4 separate regions of the Mus musculus genome follow, and all the other regions are linked to region 2. The links are chromatin loops, found by intact Hi-C in ENCODE. Cell type or tissue: heart. All regions are shown on one strand. Region 1 overlaps Adcy9 (adenylate cyclase 9). Region 2 holds the start of Adcy9 (adenylate cyclase 9). Region 3 has its middle 50 kb from the start of Srl. Region 4 overlaps Tfap4 (transcription factor AP4).

Evidence for each region. Peaks named below come from ENCODE experiments on the same cell type or tissue, not always from the same donor. Only the 100,000 strongest peaks of a DNase experiment are listed, where the experiment ranks them.
Region 1: it touches region 2 in a loop (1.8-fold over the local background); 5 of 42 quality-filtered maps call a loop at or near these places.
Region 3: it touches region 2 in a loop (4-fold over the local background); 17 of 42 quality-filtered maps call a loop at or near these places.
Region 4: a loop joins it to region 2, with 3 times the contacts of the local background. A loop is called at or near these places in 11 of 42 quality-filtered maps.

What each region holds. Positions count from the first base shown.
Region 1 is chr16:4,367,924-4,372,923 of GRCm38, forward strand. The region is part of intron 2 of Adcy9 (adenylate cyclase 9); the gene reads right to left. Among named protein-coding and RNA genes, the nearest start is that of Adcy9, 50 kb to the right of the region's middle. In heart, no CTCF peak of the experiment used is centred here; a DNase peak (open chromatin) is centred at 2,458.
Region 2 is chr16:4,417,646-4,422,645 of GRCm38, forward strand. Adcy9 (adenylate cyclase 9) reads right to left here and starts at 2,853. Exons shown (of 11, transcript NM_009624.3): 1 at 2,131-2,853; 2 at 208-1,943. The coding sequence starts at 1,900. In heart, CTCF peaks have their summits at 2,263 and 2,464; DNase peaks (open chromatin) are centred at 509, 1,266, 1,766 and 2,876; H3K4me3 peaks cover 2,405 bases; H3K27ac peaks cover 2,199 bases; H3K27me3 peaks cover 1,833 bases.
Region 3 is chr16:4,470,369-4,475,368 of GRCm38, forward strand. No RefSeq gene overlaps it. Among named protein-coding and RNA genes, the nearest start is that of Srl, 50 kb to the right of the region's middle. In heart, a CTCF peak has its summit at 4,887; DNase peaks (open chromatin) are centred at 2,533, 4,243 and 4,883; H3K4me3 peaks cover 902 bases; H3K27ac peaks cover 936 bases.
Region 4 is chr16:4,539,787-4,544,786 of GRCm38, forward strand. It overlaps Tfap4 (transcription factor AP4), which reads right to left. Exons shown (of 7, transcript NM_031182.2): 7 at 4,875-5,000. It also overlaps a transcript of Srl not described here. Among named protein-coding and RNA genes, the nearest start is that of Tfap4, 17 kb to the right of the region's middle. In heart, CTCF peaks have their summits at 2,322 and 2,521; DNase peaks (open chromatin) are centred at 2,195 and 2,805; H3K4me3 peaks cover 1,798 bases; H3K27ac peaks cover 1,523 bases.

The DNA of each region.
Region 1 (5,000 bases), 50 kb before region 2:
TCTGTCCCAAGGTTGCCAGAAACAAGGGAGTTTCCACTGCATAAATTGGGGTTGTAAAACTGAGGCTTCCTGAAATTTTCCTTTAAAAAAAATTCTGGCATTTAGGAAACAGGAAAGACCTGGGGAATCAGACTCTATGTCACAGGGAGGGACACTGGGGATCAAGTTAATCATTCCCAGCAGGAAATAGGCCAGGATTGCTGGATGCGCTTAGACTCCCACCTCCTTCACAACACAGATAAGAATGAGCCAGACTATCAACCCGCTGACTGACAAAGCTCGATGTGACTGGGGGCAGCCCAGATTAACATCAGAGGACTTACAACTTACAATAGGCTAAAATTTGCCCACTGTAATATCCCAAAACTGTTAACCTAGGCAATTCCCCTGATTGAGATGCCAGTCATTCTGCCTTTTGTGTTAATTCATCTGGACAACAGCAATATTACTGGGCCCCTGAGACTTACTTGGTGGGCACGCACCAATGGTTTGACTGAATGTGCCTCTTCTGTTGCTTTGCAAACTAAGTAGACAAGTTGATCAGGACCTAGAGGTATTATAACAACAGGTAGATTCCCTTGCAGAAATGGTCATACAAAATTGGAGGCTTAGACTTACATCTCCTGAGCTAAAGGAAAATATGGCTTTGGGGGGGAAATTGTTGTCTCTATGCTAATTGACCAGAGTAATGTAAAAGAATGTTGCTGGGTTGGGAAAAAACGCAGAGAGAGAGGAGAGACAGAGACACAGACAGACACTGAGATTACTCAGACAACTGGTACCAGGCTCTGTTCTCCTGGTCCCCTGGCTAACTACTCTGCTGCTAGCATTGACTGGGTCTTTAATTCTCATTCGAACTGAATTACTGGTGGGCCCTGTATCTTAAACTGTAAGTATTAAGACTGAGCTCAGACTTGCACTAACCCTTCCACCTTAGCCTCCCCAGACCCGGAATGAGGCCATGGGCCTCCTTACTTGACTTCCACTCCTAATCTCTAAGTTCCCACATGCTTTGCCTCTCAAGACAGCTTTGCTCTTCCATTGATGAGCAGCTGGGTTTCACAAAGTCAGTATGTTAAGAGATAAAAAACAACCACTGCCTTCTCTTTGAGGGGCAGATAGATTGACATAGGAATCTGTCACATGCTATGTGAATCTATGTTCAAGACAGAAAGCGAAAGGACACTGGCAGCTACACGGGATCCTCACAGCCTCGCCTCACCTCACAGACCCAAGTCTTCTGGCTGAAGAGTTTTGATTCCAAGGAGGCTCAGTCTCCCCAGCCACACCTCACACTTCAGAGATAGATGAATGGAATATCTCTGTTCTTTTCTCCCAACACAGTACATGTTGGCTTGAGAACAAGCAAAGAACATAGTTTTCCTCCATAGTAGGGGTGTTCATTCCACAACGGCAAGGTTTTTAGTGGGTGGATGAGAGGAAATACACTTATTTTCCAAAACCACTCAAATACAGAATCAGTCTCCAGCACAGGACACAGGTGAGCTGAGAGGAGCTGACAGAGACCTGAGAATTCTGGGAGAACCTTGATCATGGGGCTTGGGTGGCAGGAGGCCCAGCAGAGGCAGTACACTGCAGCACAGCCAGGGTTCAAGACCAGACACTGCTCCTAAGCTAGACTTGAAATTTATCTTTATTACCTAGGCTGGACTCCATTGCCTGGGAATCACAGACTGAATTCCAAGAACACAGTGAGGAGAAAGACCTTGGGTTTCAGATGACCAGTAAGACCTCTCAAACTTACTGCTCTCAAGTGTGCACTTGGCCTTTCCTCACAGCCCACCCTGGTCCTCTGGGAAAGACGCCAGGTATGGACAAAAGAACCCAGTTCTGTACTGTGCTCTCCCTAGACTAAACAGGTCTGAATTAGGGAAGGGTGCAAAAAAAGAGCTCCTCATTGGTTTCTGGGCTCTGTCTGTGGGGAGACATACAGAAATGAATACAGGAGGAAACAGAAATGCCCAATAATCAGGAGCTGTCATGAAAATACCAAAGAAATCTAATTAATTGTAAGTACTATTTTAAAGCAGTATTTGTGCTGCCATTTTAAAATTAGAAAACATTAATAACATTAAGATGAAGTCCCAGTTAAGAGAAATTGACTGTGCATTGTTCAAATTTCATTTAATTCTTTGACAGTGGAAAAAAAAATCATCCTAAATTAGTTCCATACACTGACTGCTGAGACACAATTTACTCCTTTGTCGTGGCTTCCTCTTCTGTGGTTTGTGTGACTCTTCTTTGTTCAACAAGTGGCAGGACAATGTCAAAACAGAGTGTGAAAATTGAGCCATTCAAGCCTACGTGAGCCTAACGCAACCCTCTCCCTCCTGTCCTTGAGAAGGGTATGGGTCAGGCAGAAAGGAACATCAGTGCACTCGCAAGAACTGAGCAGAGAGATGGCACTCATCCAGGCACACAAGTGAGGCCAAATGGTGAACCACCGATGACACACGCGTGCCAACTCCTGCTTTCCCAAGAGGAGCCCGCTCTGCCCTGCCAGAGGGTAGGAGGTACACAGGAATCCTCTCCACGTTCCCAGAACTTGTTGTGATGTCTTGCGCACAGGGACTGAACACAAGATGTTGTTGGCCTAGACAATGTAACAGCTACATGTTCCAGCAGAGCCCACTCTAGCAAGCTGCCTGGTTCTCTGACACAGCCTGAGGGTCTCCAAGAACCACTTGGGCAGGTTCTTCAGTCCCTCACTGGAGAAAACCCAGTAATGTCTCCAAGGATCATTCCTGATTTCAATGAGGAAACTGTAATTCCTGAGCAGAAAAGTTCTAAACCTGGAGAAGGAGAAGCAGATGGCTTGCAGTGGCAAAGGTCACTACCTAGCAACTGACTCACAGCTCCAAGCTGGGAAACTTAGCTGAGGGGATGTCTAGCTCACTGGGAAACTGGGAAACCTTCACTCTGCCACCTGTTTGTCCATACGTCTACAAGTAGACAGTGAGCTCCTGCCTTGCAGAGCTGTGTAGATCCTAACCTGGGACTACACTTAGACCAATAAGAAATTGTTGTGCCAAGGCAGTTGGCCACAGGCAACCATACACACAGACACCCCTGCCCCCTTAACCAGGGCAAAACCAATTCTCCTACATGTGCCTGACCAGCTCAGACCTAAGCCTAGCCCTCCCTAGTGCTGACTTGAAAATGGATAGATAGTTCTTCCAGACACAGAGCAAAGCACAGAACCACTCTGATGAGAAACACTGCTACAAAGATCCACCCTTCTGACCTAGCACGTCCACACCCGTGACACCTTTATCAACAGTCAGCTATTCTCCAGGGTCAAAACCTTCCCTCTGACTGAGAAGTGTTGATGAGGAAGATATTTTCTTCCCCTTTTGCTGAATAGCAAGCAGTTCTGTTTAGACTGCTACTACAAAGACCCACCCCTAATTAGCAGGGTCACCTTTTAAGAGAAAAGTATAAAATGTTAAAATAGTTATTAGGGTTAACCTTGATTGTCAACAGGATTTTAAAATCTAGAAACAGATCTCTGAGCACATCTGTAAGGGGCTTTCTAGATCACTTTAATAGATGCCCTACCCTAAATATGGCTGGCATTCTAAAAGAAATAAAAAAGAAAGAAAGAGCCAAGCCCCAGCACTGGTTATTCACTCTGCTTCCAGACCATGGATATAATGTGACCAGTGGCCCCAAGTTCCTGCCTTTCCAGCTGCCGTGGAATATACCCTTGAACTGTGAGCCAACGAAGTCTTCCTTAAGTGGCTTCTGTCAGATATTTTATCATAGCAATGAAAAAGTAACTAACACACTGTATGCTTGCCAGCACAGGCAGACCTGAGTTTGTCTGCTGTGGTCTACTGAGGCTTTGAGGCTGCCAGTCCCCTGATGCTGGTGATAAGGTCTGGGGCTCGATGGCCCAGAGGTCAGAAGATATACAAGGCTACTGATCAAATAAACAAAAATAGTAAATACAATAAGAAGAGGCCAAGGACGGGATAAAGTTAAAATGACCTATCCATGTGGTGAAGATTACATCTTGTTTCTTATAGCTAGTTAGGTGGGTAGACACAGAGTTCTAACGCCTGCCTACCCAATGCATGAACAGATATGTATATATAAAAGCTATGCTTGTGTGTCCCTTAATATGTCCACTGAGATCTAACAGACAGAAGCAATGGACAATTGCTTACCATTCTCTGCTATAGGAAACCAAGGCTTACTGCAGCAAAGGCCAATTCCAGAGCTGGAGTGAAGAAACATTCATGAAGAGCCCAGAAAGTATTTTGTCAAAAAGTAAAGGAGTCTTCAAGGATGGCAGGGACACACTAAAAGGACACAGCATGAACGAGCTCCCACCAGGACAGTCGGAGCTTGAAAGCAAATGTTGATAGTAAAGGATTACATAAACCCAATGACTACAAACTGGGGGGGGGGGGGCAGATAGAGGGAGGGAGGGAGGGGAAGACAGGGAGGTAGGGAGGCAGGCATACTCACTCTCTTAGAGCAGAACGACAGCTAACAAATATAGATGAGATAGTGCAATTAGAACATCACTGTTTGGTAACTACCATACTAACTGATGCATCCAAGGAAACAAAGATAGCTAAAGGCCTAATGAGAAACACAATTCTAACAGTTACAAATGTTTGTTTCCCTTATAGAGTACTACTTTTTAACCAAATTGTAAATGATAACCAATTAATTTTATGATGGAAAAAAACTCATCAATTCTGCCCCAAGTAATGAAACATGACAGATCTAGAAATAACAAACACTACATCAGCAGGGCTGGATTCACATCGCCTCTCTGCAGCATTCTTCTCTGCACATCCTAAATCTAGTCATGAGCAAACCTAAACTAATGGCTGTCGCACAAAATAACTAGCCAGTTGTCTTCCAAAATGTCCAAGTCATGAAAGGACAAAGATGAAGGAAGAAGCTAAAGAGCTGTGACAACTGGGAGCATGGATCGGCTCTGATGGACATTTCTCAAAACAGCA
Region 2 (5,000 bases):
CGTGTTCATGTCTGCACTGTGACTAGGTCTATAACATCTGACTCACTAGAAAAACAAAAGGCACACTGATTCCCCACAGTCAGGTGTACCGAGACAGCCAACTGCCTCCAGACACTATCGCTCGCTGCAAAGAGGTTTTTCAATTATTGTTAATACCATGGAAGGCAAACAGGATGGGGAAGGGAGAAGACAAAGAAAAGCACGTACCTTTCAACTGGTCAGCCACCACACTCTGCCCAAGGCGCTCAATAACTCTCCCATCTTCCATTTCATACCTGTCGTCTAAGTATTTTGCAGTGGCCTCAGATATGTGAACTTTGCCAGCCACTCCCAGCTGCTCCATGAGATTAGCCAAGTTCACATCGTTGGACCACACATCAAATTTAAACCTCCTCATGCCCAGGATGCCACACAGGACAGTCCCCGTGTGAACCCCAACACGCATGTTCACCATCTCTTTCTTCTCCTGGCAGAACTGCTCGATGGCTTTTATCATGCCTAAGCCCATTTCAATGCAGCAGTAGGCATGGTCTGCCCGGGGCTCCGGACACCCTGCCACACAGTAATAACAGTCCCCCAGAGTGCTGATCTTCTCACACTTGGTCTGCTCACACAGGCGGTCAAAGCGACCGAACAGGTCATTGAGTAGGCCTACCAAGGCATGCGCAGATTTGTTGGCGCTCATCTTGGTGAAACCCACAATGTCTGCAAATAAAATACTGACTTCTTCAATCTGCTGCATCTTAAAGGGGCGGAATGCTATCGGTGCCTTCTGTATGGAGGACTTCTTCTTCCTGTTCTTGGGACTGGAGGTGGCATGCCTCTTGACGGAATTCTCACTCTCCTCGTCCCCTTGTTTCATTAAGTCGTCGGCTATGATTCTTGGCATCACTGAATGAATCATCCTCTCTTTCAGGGCTTTCTCTACTTCCAGATCTTTGCCGTGCATAATGGATTGTCCCACCTTGAGAAAGGTGCTCCTGGACCTCACCTGAGACATGACAAACAGATGGATCCCGATAGCGTGAATGCACACGTGAAGCAGGGCTCTGCTCAGCAGCTCCCAGTGCAGGGCCCCAGGGCCCGGAGAAGGGTAGCAGTCTTCGTTTCGGAAGTGGTAGCCGAAGGTCTCAAAAAGGACAGAATAGACCACCCCCAAAAACAAGCTCAGGTACAGAGGTAACTGCATGACTGTGTAGAGCAAAAGGAGCACTTCGATGCATATGGAGAAGCTTCCTACTTGAGATAAGCAAGTGTCCGCCGGAGTGGCCGTGAGAGTATGATTGGAGCTGTCAACACGTCCTGACAGAGGTGTCCAAACCTGAAACTGCGCAGCCAGGGTCAGGGCGAACACCAGCAGGGTGAGAGCCAGCGAGGTCCACGCATAATGCCGGGCGTACAGCTTGGTGAAAGTAAACAGGAAAAAGCCCACACACACCACCAGGAAGCACAGAGCTGGGACCACCATGACAATCACTTTGGATTTCATGTGGACAGCGAAATAGATGCTCCAGAGAAGGCAGGCGAAGCCCACATAAAAGAGTGCGTACCGGAAGCGGCGCTGGGTCTGCGGAAAGCAGCGCTCCAGGCAGGCCTCCTCCAGGTTCATGGAGTCGAATTTGGGGTCCCACCACCGGCTGGAGGCCCTCTCAAAAAGCTGGGGCAGCTTCTTCTGTCTGCGCAGGCGACCCCCGCCGCCAACCCTCCGGGGAAGGCCCCCTGAGTCTCCCGAGCTGCTACAGCTGGAGGAGATGCTGTACTTGCAGTGCTTCGGGTGGGTGTTGGAGGACAGCTGCTTAGGGTTGATCTTGACCCTCACGCTGTTGCTGTCTCCGCTTGAGTCGCAGCTCACCTCGGTGCTATGGTGATGCAGCAGCTGCTGGTGGGGTGAGGAAGCCATGTTGCCGAGCTCTTGGAACCTTTCCCGACCAGGTCAGGGGCACCTGCAGGCAAAACCAGCAGAATTAGAGCGGCCTGACTACACACACTCCCGGAGGGCCACGCGACCTGTGCTTGTCGCGAGTGCGAGCTCTGGCGAGCCACTTGGGAAGGCACCACCATATGTTCACCAAAACTGCCCATAACGGCGCATAAAAGCGCCAAGGCGAGCGAGAACCGCACGGGCCGTACCTGGTGCTCCCAGGGTTCTCGTGCCGCGGCCGCGCTGAGTCTTGGGTCCCCGGCAGCGCTGCGCTGCGCTCCCCTCGGGCGCCGTCGCCCGCTGGTGGCCTCTCCCCGTGCAACTCCAACTGCAGCTCCAGAGGGAAGTTCAGACCTTGAGCGCTCGGGGCACCGGGAGCAGCTTTCGCAAAAACAACTCGGGAGGCGAGCAGCGCTTCATCCTGCCGCAGCAGCGCCCGGTGCGTCAAAGCGCGCGGGCCAACCTGCGGCTCCTGCCGCGTTCCGTCCCCTTGCGGCTAAGCACCAGCGGGCTACCCTGCCCCGCGCCCCTGCTCGCGAGCTTGAGGAGCCCGAGGGCCGCCCGTCCGAGCGGCCGGTCTAGCAGGGCCTGCTGCCCGCAGCCGAACGCACCCCGGCCCAGAGCCGAGCTCGGGGCACTGCGCGGGCCCCTCCACAGACCGCCGTGCGGGCTGCCGCAGAGCCTGACTCCCGCGACGCCGGCTGGCCAGCACGCCGGTCGTCCGCACGCCGCGCCCACGCCCCAGGGGCCCTGCCTGAGCTACAGATGCCGCTGCGGCTGCGCCCGCCGCCCGCTCTCCCGCAGCCGCTGCCTCAGGTCGGAAGAGTAGCAGCCGCAGCCGCCGCCACCACCATCTCCGGCCCCCTCCTCCTCCCCCTCCCGCTGTCACTGACAGACGCGCGCCCGCGCCGCCCCTCTCCTCTGCCGCAGCGCGCACGCGCGGCCCGCGCACGTCACCGCCGGGTCCGGGACACGCGCACCAGCAGCGCGCCACCCCGCCTAGGAGCGCGCGCCCGGCTCGGGGCTGCAGCGGGGCGGGGCCGGGCGGACGCGCTCTGGGCGCCGCCCTCCGCCCTGGGCTGCTCCGAGCCTGGGCCGCCTGCTGTGGGCACCAGGCCTCCGCCTTCTTCCGAGGCCTTGGCTGCCTTTGACTACTTGCCCCGCAGCCTGGCCCCCAAGTCCGCACAGGAAGCATCTAAGCGCAGTTTACCTTTTGGATACATCGAAGTTTTCAGTCCCTGGCTTTGCTCGATTGTGACCTCCCTCCCATTCTGCCAGCAATGTAGGAGTGTTCCCAGTGGTGCTAGGCCCCTCTGAACTTGCTGGGGGATGGAAATGATCATCACCAGCCAAGCCACTTCTGATAGCTTCTAAAGTCGAGCACCACTGAGGACCACCTTTGCCAACCCCCTGGGGAAGTTATCTTCCCGACTTTGAAGATCTTTCATTCTTCACATGAACAACTGTTTTTCCCTCTCCACAAGGAAAACGTTCAAAGAAATCAGCTTCCCATTAATAAGTTCTACATTGGTCTGTGTAAACTCTGGCCTGAATAAACACAATTCTATATTCTCTGGTCGCACCCTGGCTGCCACACCGTACAGTGTTTTTCTGCAACCACAGGGGACTAACTGACCCTTCCTTCCCACAGCTCTCGGGGCCCATCCCAGGCATCCACAGTCACTGTGGAATTCAGGAATAGGAAGGTAAAATATAGACTATCTATACAACCGAATATTATTCGACTATAAAAATGAAGTACACTTGCTACAACCTCTGAAACACACTGGGTAAAAGAAACCAAACACAAGAGGCCACATATTGTATGATTGTATTAATGTGAAATGCCCAGAACAAGCAAATCTATAGAGAAAATACAGGTGATGGATGCCTGCGGTTGTATGAAGTACTAGGTATTGACTACACTATCAAGCCTGGGGGTTCCTTTTGGGGTGATGAAAACATCTGGAACTAGTGAGAACACAACGCCGTGGATTCTGTAGTAGGTATACTTCATGAACGTACTAGTGTCTTTGGATTGCTTTAATGATAAGTACAACTGCATAAATGGTAAGTTTTATGCAGTATGTATTGCACCACAATAAACAGGAACTTTTTAAAGTAAACGTGTCATTGTTGATATATTCCAGCTCAAAGTGCAAGATGTCCATCTAATTATGAGAAAACATCTGAGGAAGGAACTTAATCTGAAAAATACTCCACAACCAAACTGCCAAGTGCTCTTCACAGTGCCAGAGTCACCAAACACAGAGCCTAAGGTATTGTCACAAGTAAGGGGCAAATTGTCATTAAAGGGCAAAGTAGAACAGGAAAAAAAACAAAAACAAACAAACAAAAAACAGTGGGAAGGCAGCTGGTGAAACATGCAGTGTATTTAATGGCATCCCCATTAAATCCCACAGTTACCCAAGACATTAACAGTAGGAGAAGCTGGGTGTAGGTCGCAGGGGAACTCCCTAGTATTTTTACAACATTTTTCTAACTCTAACTTTTTTTCAGAATAAAGCTAAAGATAGAAAGAGATGTTTATTGAGCAGGAACTATGTGCCTCCTGTATCTGAGGTTTGGAAAAGCGGAGCACACACCAATAGCTAACAAGTAACAGTGGCCAGCTGGTACTGACCCGAGTATCCCAGTGCCAGAGACCAGCAAGCACTTTTCCTCATGACCTACTGTTGACCACAACCCCCTGAGGAAGATATTATTGCCCCTCACTTAGAGACATGAAGACAGGAACTGGAAAGTAACATGCCCAAAGTCCCACAAAAGGCAATAATAAGTTCATATTTTAAAAGCAGACCTCAGACTCTGGAAGCTCTGACAGACTTTGAAGCTCACTGTGACCCAGCACAGGCCCTGCCTGTCTCCTCTCAACCCACCTTGGTGAGAGGCTCTGAGAAACAAGTCTCACCATTTCCATTTTTCTCTCTTAATTCATTGCTACCTCACTCCCTGGTCACCTTAAAAGACAGGAAAGCTCACCTGTCTGCATGTCTCCTTGCCTCCCACAAACCACTTCAGTGCACCCACCATTTATGGCAACTTTCAAATTCCTGAC
Region 3 (5,000 bases), 53 kb after region 2:
CTTGGTAGATTCTCCTGAATTAAAAAAGGAGGAGAAGGAGGAGGAGGAAGAGGAAGAGGAAGAAGAGGAGGAGGAGGAGGGTGGTTGCTGTTCCCAGAGGTCCCGAGTACAATTCCAGCAACCACATGGTGGCTCACAACCATCTGTAATGGGATCTGATGCCCTCTTCTGGGTATATATGAAGACAGAGTACTCATATAAATACAAATAAATAAATAAATATATTTTTAAAAAATGATTCAGATTTAGAAAGAAAGACAGAGAGAGAGAGAAAGGAAGGAAGGAAAGAAGGAAGGACACAACCCTTGGGTAAGGTGGAGGAGAAAGTTTATTATAGACATGGGAGAACATAGGCAGATGGAGACATCTGAGAGAGTCCAGAGTGAATATGCCATGTGGGGAAAGGGGAAGGGGATGGAAGGGGGAGAGAAGGGACATTAGCTAGAAGGGCAAAGGCACAAAAGGGGCAAGTGAGCAAAATGGCTGGATTACTTAGGGAAGAGCATCCCAGCCCCGTAGGCCGGAGAGTTCAGGATAGGGGGTGGAGTATGCCAGCCATGGACATGACACAAGGAAAGAGTTCTGAGTAGCCAGAGTACAAAATGATGAAAGATACACACTGCTCTGAATTCAGATCCCTGTCATGGGGCTTGTTCCAAACCGAGTCTAATAATTTTATTTTCTGATGAGGATGTTTGTGCATGGGCATGCAGGGACTGAGGGATGCTGGAGGACCCTGATGGCCAGTTCCGCTTTGATATGTTAAGTAGGCACCTCAGCGCTTTGTCCCAGGTTTGAAACTTAATACTGTCCACTACAAAAAGCTGAATGCATTTATTCTCCAGTGCTTACAAAGTGTAAGATCCTCTATTAGGAACTGGAGAGATCCACTAACAGTACATTCCCTACTTCAGCCCAACAAAGGAAGTAAGTTGCATATCCAAATTGCTATAACAGAAGGAAACTGTAGTAAATGCAGGGATGGCCCACAAAGCTGAACTTTTGACATTGGAAGCACATTGTCTTGTGCAAGGGGTCAACTGTGCTGAGTTTTAGAGAACTAGTTGGATGCTGGCATTATAAATAGGTGAGATGGCCTGTAAACAAAGAAGACACTGCCAAGAACGGTGCATAGTAGGATATACAACATACAGACCACAGACGGAGTCAAACATTAGGCAAACCCACAAATAAGGTTCAACAGCACATGCACTGTGCCCAAGACTTAAGGACACAGGCAATGGCACATGGCACAAGGAAAAAGTTCTGAATAGCCAGAGTACAAAATGAAACCAAACTCTAGCAACAGGGTTTATTCTGAATGAGAAGTGTGTCAAGTTGAGCCTTGAAGTAGCATGAGATCAATGCTGGCTGTATTAACATCTGTGGTTTTCAAATATTTCTATAACGGACTCAATAGGGTGTGCCTGAGGGTGTGTGTGTGTGTGTGTGTGTGTGTGTGTGCGCGCGCGCGCGCGCGCGCGCTCGAGTGTGTTTGTAAAAAGTGGGGAAGAGGCGGAGGAGCAGGAAGAGGAGGAGGAGGAAGGTATCCCAATAGGAGAGAGAGCAGGAAACAGAATGAATTAAAGGGAGGGAAGGCAGGGTGTGGGGGGGGGGGGGTGTCGTGGGGGGGGGTAATGTAAGTACAGTATACTCATGAATGAAATTCTCAAAATCATTTTTAAAAAATTAAATTTAAAAGTCTTAAATTTAGCCGTGTGGTGGTGGCGCACACCTTTAATCCCAGCACTTGGGAGGCAGAGGCAGGTGGATTTCTGAGTTCGAGGCCAGCCTGGTCTACAAAGTGAGTTCCAGGACAGCCAGGGCTACACAGAGAAACCCTGTCTCAAAAACAAAAAGCAAAAAACAACCCCCCCCAAAAAAGCCTTAAATTTAAATTAAAAAAAAAAAAAGTTCTATAGGCAGAGGCTGGCAAGGTAGACAGCTTAGCAGCTAGAGCAATTACTGCTCCTGTTGGGCAACTCCCAGCTCCTTGTAATTCCACATCTAAAGGATCCAATACCCTCTCTTGACCTCCCTGGGCACCCACACATGCATATGCACATATACTCACACAAATATGTACAAAGGGGACACAAGTAAATAAAAATGTTTAAATATAAATCATTTGTAATTATTTATATTTAAACATTTGCTCTCTAGGCAAAGTCCCTACTTTCTGCATAATGGACTGCTGTGGAATTAAATAAGTAATAGACACGAAGCATCTAGCACAGGGTGAGGCTTGAAGTACACAAACTGTAACTTCCTTTGATGAGGGGCTTAGATGGGGGAAAGGTTAGTGAGCCCTCTAGGAAAGAAGCAGTCAATAAAGATTCTGAAGAAGCCTGGGGGGAAGGGACCAATAATTTTAAAGCTCTTGACTCTACAACACACCATTTTAGGGGTGCTGGTAAAACTACCCACCAAACTGGTTGTTGCTTATCCCTGAGGAACTCAGTGTTCCTCCAGCAGCACCAGAAATGCAATTAGCAGAACTGAGCTCGTGGGTGGAACAGGGAGTCAGAGCTGAGCGGAGAGGAGAGGCAGCACCCTGGGTCCCTGCCCAGAGTGTGAAGGATCTCGGGAATGAGGAGGTGGGGAAAGATGGCTCCAGACAGAAGCACTTCAATTCCAAAAGCTCTCTTACACTAGGAAAACCAAACAGAAATCCAAGATACTTTTTCAGATTCCCAAACTTACTCTTTTAACCTAAAGATGGCCTATTCAAGCCATCAGGGGAAATGCCAACCCACGTGGGGCTTCATGCAGATGTCCTGTAGCTGCCCCTAGACAAGTCCCAGGAGTAAATAAAAAGAAAAGCAAAAGTCCTTTGGTGAGCGCTGCCATGTAATGTGGCTCTTTTGTTCTCCACAGACCTGCCCGGGAAGCCACACTTGAAGTCTCTGCCTCCTAGAGCTCGGTGAGCTAACCCTGACCCTGGTGGACCCTGACACACACTGCTCTGAATTCAGATCCCTGTCACAGGGCTTGTTCCAAACAGAATCGAATTAATTTTATTTCCTGATGAGGATGTCTGAAGGAGAGGGTGCCTCACACATGGTAATCAAGTGCTCTGCCTACATTCCAAGGCGATGACTGTTTGATTTGTTTTTGGTTTACCTACTTATTTTGAAACAGGGTCTCTATGTAGTCCAGCTGTCTTGGAACTCGCTATATATACTAGGCTGACCTCAAATTCACAAAACTCAGCCTGATTCTGCCTTCTCTTTCTTTAATTCTACTACTAAAGGCATGGGCTACCACAGCCAGTGCTGGCTTCTTGAGGAAACTACTACAGAATCTCTTATGTCCTTTCAGATCCTAAAATTGATGATTTGGGGAACAGCTCAAAGAATTCCAATGTAACCACAGTATTACCCCTGTATATATATCATATTATGGTATCCACAGTATTACCCCTGTATATTATATTACGGTATCCACAGTATTACCCCTGTATATATACATCATATTACGGTATCCACAGTATTGCCCCTGTATATATATATATATATATATTATAGTATCCTATAGCTGCCATTTCCATCTCACTGGGGGCAGGAGGAGCGGTGATTCCCCTCATACTGAAGTGGAGGAAAATAGCAGAGCTTCATTGTCTTTTGATTTGTTTTGGTTTTTTGAGATAAGAGCTTCTCTGTCCTGGAACCCTGTCTTAGTCAGGGTTTCTATTTCTGCACAAACCTCATGGCCACGAAAGGGTTTATTCGGCTTACTCTTCCACACTGCTGTTCATCACCAAAGGAAGTCAGGACTGGGAGTCAAGCAGGTCAGAAAGCAGGAGCTGATGCAGAGGCCATGGAGGGATGTTCATTACTGGCTTGCTTCCCCTGGCTTTTTTTTTTTTCAAAGATTTATTTATTCATTATATGTAAGTACACTGTAGCTGTCTTCAGACACTACAGAAGAGGGCGTCAGATCCTGTTACGGATGGTTGTGAGCCACCATGTGGTTGCTGGGATTTGAACTCCTGACCTTCGGAAGAGCAGTCGGGTGCTCTTACCCACTGAGCCATCTCACCAGCCCTCAGCCTGCTTTCTTATAGAACCAAGACTACCACACCAGACTCCAGACTGTGTCAACTCAAGTTGACACAAAACTAGCCAGTACAAACCCGATCTGTAGACCAGGCTGGCCAGAACTCACAAAGATCCACCTGCCTCTCAAGTGCTGGGATTAAAGACATGCGCCACCACTTTAGGCTAAAGCTTTGTGGCTAATGACAGAGGAGGTCAGCTTAAATTTCAAGCTCCTAGGATCATCTCTTAAAATCCTCACTTCCTGTTTTAGCTGGGGGCTGGCCCAGGAGAAAATAGCCCTCTAAAAACAGCAAGCACCAAATTCTCTAGGATGTACTGTCCACAGCATATAACTCTGAGCAAGTTCAAGGCCTCCTGGGTCCTAAATCAGAATTTTGCAGATCCTCTCAGGGCTTCAAAGTTGTCAGTTCCACAGCTTCCGAAGGGCAGAGCCTCAGCAACACCGGCCTTCAGGACACAGCCTTGTCCCCTGGGTAACTCGGCTGGCTTCAGGCTCCTAGACGTCCTCTGGCTGGAGGGTGAGGGGGACTGCTTGGAAGGGCCAGGTGCATCGGCCTCTTTAGCCTCACCGCTTGGTCTCCGGAGCTGCAAGGCGGCTGGCGCTGAGGTAATGGCGTGCAACTACCTCACGTCCCACTAGATCTCGGATACAAGACAGAGCTCGGACTCGGACACGAAGGAGTTGAGGGGACTTTGAGCCTCGAAAAGATCTTGGGACCGGCTGCCCAGTCACCGCCCACTCGAGACTCAGTGTAGACTCAGGAAGCACCGCGAGGTTCCACGTCTGCGCATGCGCTGTGCCAGCACGACAGCACCGAGAGATGGCCGCTAGGGAGCGCGACGGAGCAGTGCGGTCGTGCGCATGCGCACCAAGACTGCTGCCTTGTGAACTGCTTCCTGTGCCTGAGACCCAGCTTGCAACCCTCTCTGTGGCTGGTG
Region 4 (5,000 bases), 120 kb after region 2:
CTCAGTGAGTAAGCACCAACTGCTCTTCCCAAGTTCCAGAATTCAAATCCCAGCAACCACATGGTGGCTCACAACCATCCGTAACGAGATCTGATGCCCTCTTCTGGAGTGTCTGAAGACAGCTACAGTGTACTTACATATAATCAATAAATAAATCTTAAAAAGAAAGAAAGAAAGAAAGAAAGAAAGAAAGAAAGAAAGAAAGAAAGAAAGGAAGGAAGAAAGGAAGAAAGGAAGAAAGAAGGAAAGAAAGAAGGAAAGAAAGAAAGAAAGAAAGAAAGAAAGAAAGAAAGAAAGAAAGAAAGAAAGAAAGAAACCCAGCACTGCCTCAGCTGGGACCTCTTTAACCATATTTCTGGAATAAGCTGTCTGGTTCATGAAAAAACTACGTAACATACTGCTGATACATATGCATAAGCTGATACATATGCATGAGCTGATACATATGCATGAGCTGATACATATGCACGACGCACCGGAACACCCTGCAATCCCAACGCTTGGGTACAGAGGAGGATCAGGAAGTCACAGTAAGTAACTAAAGTGACCCTCAGTAATACGGGGAGCCAAGGCCAGCCTGAAATGTATGAATGACCCTTTCTCAAAAAAACTCGATTAAATAAAAGAGGGCACTGAAGAAATGGCTCAGCAATTACATGTCTCTGCTCTTCTGGAGGACCAGAGTTTGGTTCCCAACTCTGTCCGGCAGTTCACAACAACCTGTAGCTCTAGCTCATGGGGATCTGACGCCCTCTTCTGGCCTCCTCAGGTCCTTCACTCATGTACAAAGACACAAACACACAATTAAGATTTTTTTTTTAAAAAAATTCCATCAGGGCTAGTAAGACATCTCAGTGGGTAAAAGCGCCTGCTGGCAAGTCTGACGATCTGGGTTCCAATCTGGGTTCCATTCCCGGGACCACACAGGATAGAACTGACTCCAGAAAAGTTGTCCTTTGATCTGCACAATGAATGCAGTTTTACAAAAACTGGATTTAATCAACTTCATTTGATTAACTGGATTTTATTAAAACAAAGTAACACTCGCCAGGGGGGAGCGGCACATATCTTTAATCCCAGCCTTCAGCAGGCAGAGACAGGTGGACTAAGTTAGAGGTTTCTGTTCTACAGAGTGAGTTCCAAGATAGCCAGAGCTACAAAGAGAGATTGATTGATTGATCAAAAATGATAGATAGATAGATAGATAGATAAACATTTATCTTATTTCATTTGATTTCTTAGCACAGGGTCTCATGTATTCCATGCTGGTCTGAAACTTAGATATGGCTGAGGATAGCATTTTAACTCCTGACCCTTCTGCTTCCACCTAAGTGTTCAGACTATAGGTGTGTACACATATAATAAACTCACAAACAAAAAAGATAAAACAGGAGCTGCAGGGGTCGTTCAGCAATTAAGATCAGAGGTCTAGGCACGGTTCAGTTCTCAGCACCCAACGAGGGCTCACAACTATCTTAAAACCTTCAGTTCCAAGGGACCCGACACCCTCTTTTGGACTGCAGGCACCACACATGCACATGCTCATACATGTAGGCAAACTCATACACAGAGAATAAAAATAAGCAAATCTCTAAAAACTACATAATGAAACCTAAAAGTGAAATTAAAAAGTATAAACAGATTTTCTTTTTTAAGTGGAAACGGATAGGGGTATAACTTGCCTAATAGTCTAGCCCGACACAAAAAAAATACAGGTCCATCGTCCTTGCACATAAGAATATATTGCAAACTTATTCCCATCTTTCGCTCTGCCTGCATTAGCAGCGCGTGGCTTGGGGCTCAGCAGGAACAATGAAGGAGCCTAAGGTACCCAGCATACACCCTGAGGTGACAATGTTCCAGACATAATTAAGTGTAGTACGTAAATGTCACCTATTTTTCGGCTGTTTTATGGCGTCCTCTGGAACACTGTAAAGTCCCACGTGCTGAGGCGTACCGGCACGACCATCCGACCGACGAAAAGTGGCCTCGAACCGCCGGGCACCCGGAGCTCAAGCTCCGCAGCCTGTGGGCGGGGCCGGACGCGCCTATGGGCGGGAACTCCACCAGACGCCCCAAAGCGCCGGGAGGTGTGCACGCTGAGAAGGCGTGGCTAATCCCGGAAGGGGCGTGAACGCGCCAAGGGTTTCCACAGCCTTCTCAAGAGACCGCCTACCACCGCTGGGCGCCAGCGATTTTCCTGAGAAGGAATATTTTCCTTGGCTCCACCCCAAGCCCCGCCTCTGGACCATGGGACAAGAGCAGAGACCGGAAGGAGGCAGAGCCTCGGTCCCGCCAGAAACAGCCTAGGCCCATAGCTCCCTCTGTTGATGCTCTGGGAAGTTGCATTGGAGCTAGTCCTGCCGACCACCTCACACCTAAGGAAGATTACGCATAAACTGCCTAAAGACATAATACTCAGATGGCTACCCATTGTACGACTATTTACATAACATTTTGCAAAAACCAGAACTATAACAGAAACATACCAGGGAAACAACAGAGGCTGGGGGAACACTGAGAAGGTTGCTACTCAATAAAACCAGAACTACACACAATCAAGTGTGAATTTCAGTGACTGCAATCTCAAACTGTTTTGTCCGGGTTCTTCTTTGCTTTCGGGAGTCTTTTGTTTTGGGGCTGTTTGGTTGGTTGTTTGGTTTGGTTTGGGTTGTTTGTTTGTTTGTTTTGCGCTCAGGATCGCACTGAGTAGTCCTGCCCAACCTTGAAATCCCTACCAAGCTTACCCAAACCACCTGCCTCCTGAGTGCTGCTGGAATTTTCCAGTGTGCCACAGTACACACGTGGAGGTCAGAGGACCACTCCCAGGAGTCAATTCTCTCTTCCTACCATGTGGGTCCTGCATCAAACTCAGGTAGAGGGTGGTAGCAGGCACCATCACCTTTAAGTCATTTTGCCCGCCCCCACTATTTTGTTTTCAATACTAACGTGAGATTGGTGGCTACATGGGATGACATGGGATAGGGAGGAAGAGTCATGAAAAGTGACTGCTTTGTGACAAGCAGCTCATTTGGAAGTTGTGGAGATATTTTCTTTTTTTAAAAAATAATTATTTTATTTATATGAGTACACTGTAGCTGTCTTCAGACACACCAGATCCATCACAGATGGCTGTGAGGCACCACGTGCTTGCTGGCAATTGAACTCAGTCAGTGCTCTTAACCGCTTAGTCTTTTCTTCAGCTCCTGAGATATTTTCGAATTGGATGAGCTTATCAACATTGTGAATGGATCAGGTGCAGCAATAAAATGACAAATTGTATGCCTTGCAGACTTCTAATGCTTAAGATCGTTCCCACCATTTTACTGAGTGCATGTGCAGGCTGGAGATGGAAACTGGCTTTTCTGCTCTGACCTCCGTCCCATACAGCCTGAGCATCTGAGACGTGGGCCATGTCGTATACAGTGAGCTGTAGTCACAGGAAGACTAAGAAGCTTGATGGACTCTCTGCTGCTTGAACTAACAGAACTTACAATTTCCAGAAAAGGAAACAGGTTCAGAGGAAGTGAGTGTCTGGTTGAGCACTGGCTGCCATGGCCAGAGACCAAGCCTGAGTACTTACAGGCATTTCATGGAGATGTCCCCTTTCCAAATGCAGACTCCTCCAGACCCAGCCCGAGTAACACCATCTTTTAGCCAGCTCCACATAGCTATTCTGTGTGTCATGCCACGGCATAACAAAGCCAGGCTCCCCATGGTCAGTGTTTGCTGAGATCTTCGTACACTCCCAGCCTCCATTAGGAACAAGGGCTGAGTTCACATAAGCACTTTCCTGCAGTGTTTTATCTGAACCTATAGTCACCTCCACTGCTTAACTGCTGCACACTGCTCTAAAGCCAGGTCTGAATTAATTCAGCTGTGTGTGGGCTAAGAACCATAATAAATGGGTGTTTGCATGGAGGACAAACTTGAGGGCAACAGCCATCCTCGACTGTCCACTGCTGTTAAGGTCAGTTATTCATAGCACACTGGGTTGTTGGTACCATCCAACAGTTTTGGAAACAGGATACAACTCACAAATTTCTAGGGGAATTTGAAACCTGGAGGAAGAGCTCAGGCTCCCACAGGTACACACAGGCTCCCACAAGCTCCCACACAGGCTCCCACAGGTACACACAGGCTCCCACAGGTACACACAGGCTCCCACACAGGCTCCCACAGGCACACACAGGCTCCCACAGGTACACACAGGCTCCCACAAGCTCCCACACAGGCTCCCACAGGCACACACAGGCTCCCACAGGCACACACAGGCTCCCACAGGCACACACAGGCTCCCACAGGCACACGCAGGCTCCCACAGGCACACACAGGCTCCCACAGGCACACACAGGCTCCCACAGGCACACACAGGCTCCCACAGGCACACGCAGGCTCCCACAGGCACACACAGGCTCCCACAGGCACACACAGGCTCCCACAGGCACACACAGGCTCCCACAGGCACACACAGGCACACATAGGCTCCCACAGGTACACACAGGCTCCCACAGGCACACATAGGCTCCCACAGGTACACACAGGCTCATCAGTCTACCAGGACCTGTGAGCATCTGTGCTCTCTATCTAGGAGTTAAACATGTGGCATGCTTGCCCTTCCCTCCCATGGTGGCTTCAAACAGAAACTGGAGGCACGCCCTTCAGCCCCAGCACACACGCCACTGTTGCAGAAACTTCCAGGGCAGCCCACAGGCTGTGCGGATCTCCTCATTGCAACTTCACACACAATTCAGAGGTGCCACCGTGTGCACACAGTCCTCTCTGGATTTGGAAGTCCAAAAAAATACCCCTTAATCTAGGCCAAGCGGCCCAGGCCAGAATCCCAAAACAGCACATCCTCAATAACTACAGCATCTAAAAAACCAAGTACAAACTTTATTTTGTTTCTTTACAAAGGCACAATGGCCTCTTGGTATTTTGTTCCCTACCCCCATTTTCTTAACAAAATATAATAGCTTCTCCTTGGACACAAAGACCTC